2 separate regions of the Homo sapiens genome follow, and region 2 is linked to region 1. Evidence: chromatin loops called from intact Hi-C (ENCODE). Cell type or tissue: heart left ventricle. All regions are shown on one strand.

Evidence for each region. Peaks named below come from ENCODE experiments on the same cell type or tissue, not always from the same donor. Only the 100,000 strongest peaks of a DNase experiment are listed, where the experiment ranks them.
Region 2: a loop joins it to region 1, with 4 times the contacts of the local background. A loop is called at or near these places in 1 of 110 quality-filtered maps.

What each region holds. Positions count from the first base shown.
Region 1 is chr10:71,760,687-71,763,186 of GRCh38, reverse strand. The region is part of intron 38 of CDH23 (cadherin related 23); the gene reads right to left. It overlaps VSIR (V-set immunoregulatory receptor), which reads left to right. Exons shown (of 7, transcript NM_022153.2): 2 at 1,161-1,589; 3 at 2,263-2,319. Among named protein-coding and RNA genes, the nearest start is that of VSIR, 12 kb to the left of the region's middle. In heart left ventricle, CTCF peaks have their summits at 1,316 and 1,518; a DNase peak (open chromatin) is centred at 1,346.
Region 2 is chr10:72,243,228-72,245,727 of GRCh38, reverse strand. No RefSeq gene overlaps it. Among named protein-coding and RNA genes, the nearest start is that of ASCC1, 28 kb to the right of the region's middle. RefSeq lists an enhancer at 276-355. In heart left ventricle, a CTCF peak has its summit at 1,511 (motif pointing left); a DNase peak (open chromatin) is centred at 1,886; H3K27ac peaks cover 2,319 bases.

The DNA of each region.
Region 1 (2,500 bases):
CAAATAAATAAATAAAAATAACACCAACGCATAATAATTATAGCTATCCCTCAGATGTCTGCAGAGGGCATTAGAGCTCACATCTTGTGTTCTCATCTTTCCCTCATCTAGTCCTTTTGCAACCCTGCATTGTAGCCAATAGTTTTCTCACTGCACAGAGGAGGAAACTGAGGCTCATACAGTTAGATAGAAACGCGGCCTCTATCCAATATTCTGTTTTCAAAAGCTCATGGTTTTGAGGGTCAACCCAATTAAATGCTGGAGGATTGGGATAAGGCAAAGTGGACCAGGGAATTGCTTCATTTGCTTGGTGAAAAAAACCAAACAGAACTAGACAGTTTTCTAAGTTTGGCTGGAAGGACGTGCATGGATGAGATGACCTTTCATATACTCTCTGTCCCGGTCCCTCAGACACTGGGTTTTCCCATTTTCACACTATCTTGCCTAGGACACCCTTTCTACTGGCTGAAATCCTATCTATGCACCAAGTCCAAAGACTCTCCCTCCTTCAGGAAGTCCCTGACTGTCCCCAGAAGGCTGTTTCCTCCCTCCTCCAAGTGCCCTGAGGGCTGGCATTGGATTGCCTTTGCCATGGGGTTCTGCTGTCGGGAATGCAGGCCTCGTCTGCTCAAGGGGAGGCCATGCATTCAGCATGCAGGTGAGATGCAGCACCTGGCCCAGGCCTTGCACACGCAGGTGCTCTCTTAGTGCTCCCTGGCAAGGATGGGAAGGCATGTTCAGTCCTAGGAGTAGGAAGGGGCAGAGGTGTTGATGGCCCCTACAGAGCGGCCAAGGACAAGGAGCTGCTGTTCGAAACAGCCTTCCTGCTCCCCAACCTGCCTCCCACCCAACAGGTTTTGCATATACTCTACTGGGAAGAGGGACACACCCGACTGCATCACTGCCCTCCAAGTCTCTCCCTGCCCTGTCCAGCATCCAGGAGCACCCCTAGTTGGGGAAGCTTCTGTGACTCCCCCTACAACAGCCTAGGATGGAGTGGGGTTTGTGAACAAATGCAGAAGGCAGTCTTAGGGAGGTCAGCTGACATGCCCCTGGCCTGTGGCTGGGAAGTAGCAGAGGCTAAGGTTCTTCCCCGCTCTGGGGTTGCCAGGAGTAGCACTGGATCAGTCAGGTGACAGGGCTCTCCTCTCTCTGAGCAGGTCCGGTGGCAGCCTTCAAGGTCGCCACGCCGTATTCCCTGTATGTCTGTCCCGAGGGGCAGAACGTCACCCTCACCTGCAGGCTCTTGGGCCCTGTGGACAAAGGGCACGATGTGACCTTCTACAAGACGTGGTACCGCAGCTCGAGGGGCGAGGTGCAGACCTGCTCAGAGCGCCGGCCCATCCGCAACCTCACGTTCCAGGACCTTCACCTGCACCATGGAGGCCACCAGGCTGCCAACACCAGCCACGACCTGGCTCAGCGCCACGGGCTGGAGTCGGCCTCCGACCACCATGGCAACTTCTCCATCACCATGCGCAACCTGACCCTGCTGGATAGCGGCCTCTACTGCTGCCTGGTGGTGGAGATCAGGCACCACCACTCGGAGCACAGGGTCCATGGTGCCATGGAGCTGCAGGTGCAGACAGGTGAGGGCATCCTGCACGTGACAGCCTGGCGTGTGTGGAGGGCTGCCTGTCTGATGGTGTGACCATTCATGACACTGTGCTGGGCAGAGTGTGAGGCTGCATGGGTAACACTGGCACTCCAGGGAGTGTGTGGGTGAGATGGGGTGGTCAAGGGTGTGTGGAGTGTGGGTTTGTAGTTAGCTGGAGTGATGGAGAGGGAGGGTGTACCTGGCTCCATTTGTGACAGTGAGACTTTTTAATGTGTGAGGCTGTAGGTACCTGGGCTGGGAGTGTGACTGCTCATGATGACATCATGGCTGCTGTGGGTATAGGCATCAGTGGGACTGATTGGTGCCCTGGGGCATGACTCAGTGGATGGCTGAATGGCTGTTGGAGAATATATGCGTGTGTGTGTCTGTCTGTTCAGGTGAGAGTGCAAGGGCCCATGGTTCGGATAGAGGTGTGGGCACCAGCGGGTATTCACATGCCCCTGGGAGTGGCATGAAAATGGGCAGGGTGAGAACATGCCAGGGTGTGTGTGGGTGCACACGTGTGCAGGCTGCCACTGGGCCAACACTGCCGAGTAGGCACTAGCGTGAGAACCTGGGGCAGGAGGGGGACACTGGCCTGGACAAGCCTCCCTGGCCTCCTGGGCCTGACACCCACCTAATGGCCCTTCTGTTTGTTCCCACAGGCAAAGATGCACCATCCAACTGTGTGGTGTACCCATCCTCCTCCCAGGATAGTGAAAGTAAGGGACCAACCTCTTGCCCCTTTTGGGTTCTCTGTTTTCTTCTGTCCTCATCCTGCACCCAGACCCTGTTTGGAACTCTGGCCTCATCACCCCAAGCCCTCAGAACCCCCCGGTCCTCCTCCTTTTCTGCTGCTGCACATCCCTTCTGCTTCCTCCTTGGTGCAATCCCCAGAAGCCC
Region 2 (2,500 bases), 480 kb before region 1:
AGCAGCCTTTCTTTTTTTTTCCTTTTTTTTTTTTTGAGACAGAGTCTCGCTCTGTCGCCCAGGCTGGAGTGCAATGGCGTGATCTCAGCTCACTGCAACCTCCGCCTCCCGGGTTCAAGCAATTCTCTGCCTCAGCCTCCCCAGTAGCTGGGATTACAGGCACCCACGACCACGCCCAGATAATTTTTTTGTATTTTTAGTAGAGACGGGGTTTCACCATATTGGCCAGGCTGGTCTTGAACTTCTGACCTCGTGATCTACCAGCCTCAGCCTCCCAAAGTGCTGGGTGTGAGCCACCGCACCCAGCAGAGGCAGGGTTTCACCATGTTGACCAGGCTGGTCTTGAACTTCTGACCTCAAGTGATCTGCCCGCCTCAGCCTCCCAAAGCGCTGGGATTATACACCTGGCCTGGCCTAACTCTTTTAAGTGGAAAGTGCACTGTGGCCACAGAGTCAGCAGGGTAGAAAAAGAGACTGCAATAACTCAGAATGGGAGATTGCTTATCTGCAAGAAATTCCCCTTTGCAGTTGGAGGAGGAGTTGATCCCCAGGGTCAAGTGAAGCTGCAGACTTTTGGGACTCAGCCTCTGTTTTCCTATTTGCCTAATGAGGACACTCCTTGGCTGGCAGGGTACCAGATAAGGCTTAACTACAGGTGGTGTCAGGGCCCTGTGCTTTCAGATAGCAAGGCTGCCTTTCTCCTTGATCCTTCATTCTCCTCTTCCAGAATCTTTTCTAGCCCTCGGGATGGATACCTCTGTGTTGAGAGATGCCTTGGGGACAATGTTCTGCCTTCTTCCCGGCTCCTGAGTCAGGTTTCTGGAGGCCATGGAGTCTTATACTCCAGCTGTGGTCTTGGGCTGCTCCTGAGAGTCTGATTTTCCTTTTCATTATCAGGAGTGCAGGCAAAAAGCATTCTCTAGCCTTGAGCATTGGAGCAGGATTACAGAATGAGCCCTGAGTCCTTTCTGGGGAATGACATTGGCCTGGGATGGCAAAGTCCTAGGTTGTCCTCCGATCATTGTGTGTTTATTTTGAAAGCTAAGTCACTCTGACTTTGTAAGATATTACAGATTGACTCTATTTTGGAGACTGCAGAAAGTTAAGTGGGTAGAGTATGACTTGAACAGCCCCCCAAACGTAACCTTTCGGTTTGCTAAACAAATGAAATGTCTGTGTTTGTTGGTTTATCTTCAAATATATGTCTGGAGATTTCTGAGAACAGAGAGGGAGAGAAAGAGTGTGGGAGTCTACTTCAGGCTTTCAGGGCCCAGGGCAAAAGGGAGGAGAAGCCATATGGGGGAAAAACATCTTTCCACAATGTCCATATACTTTAAATGTGATACTTCAGGCTGTCTGTTATCCTGGTTTTGGCTCAGAGCCCAGAAGGAAGGCTCCTTCGATAATTCTTTGCGTGTTTAGGACATATGCCTCTCCCTTAAAGTAAATAAATAACTAAAAATCTGTGAATGCTGTCTGCAGTCACAGCAAAAATACTGCTCACCACCTAGTGGTCTGCAAAAATCACATTTGCTGCATTATACCAGCCGATGGGTCTAACCCTTCCAGGCCCAGCCGAGCCTGCTTTCTAAGTTATTTATTGTGCAAGTTGGGATTCTTGGCCTCTTAGGCGTCCCTGGCTCTTTCTGAAGAATGTGCTTTGGATGGAAAGTGGAGTGTGGTGAACAAGGCTCAGACAATCTGGTTCTTGCTTCCTTCTCCTGAGACTTCTCACCACACCCCCGTTTACGTGCTGTGCTCCATCCACACCAAATGAGCTGCAGTTCCACATGTGTGTTCCAAGGGACCTGGAGTTCCTGACTTTGCACATGCTGTTCCCTGTGCGTGGAACGCTTCTTTGGCATCTTTCCCTTTGTGTGTGGCGCGCTGTCTCTCATCATCATGTTCAAGAGCAGGCTCGCCTTCTCTAGGAAAGGCTCCTTGTCATCTCCTCGGCATTCCCACTCCCAAGTCCTCTTGGCTTCCATGGCAGCCTGTACAGACCAGGGCCATGGCCTTATCCCACGGTATATATTGCACGCGTCTGTTTACTCCTCTGCCTCTTCTATGGGTCCAAGAGGCTTCCAGATCTGACTACATAACTGTCATGTGCAACCCCCCTTTCCCTTAGACCTACTAGACCCCAGGAATGAAGCCAGGATTCTGCATTTTTTATTTTTTTCAGCTTAATTCTGAAGAATGCCAGGTTTGGAAACTATTGCCCTTTTTTTTTTGAGACGGAGTCTCGCTCTTTCGCCCAGGCTGGAGTGCAACAGTGCGATCTCGGCTCATTACAACCTCCGCGTCCCGGGTTCAAGCAATTCTTCTGCCTCAGCCTCCCAAGTAGCTGGGACGACAAGCGTGCGTCACCATGCCCGGCTAATTTTTGTATTTTTAGTAGAGACGGGGTTTCACCATGTTGGCCAGGCTCATCTTGAACTCCTGACCTCGGGTGATCCATCCACCTCGGCCTCCCAAAGTGCTGGGATTACAGGCGTGA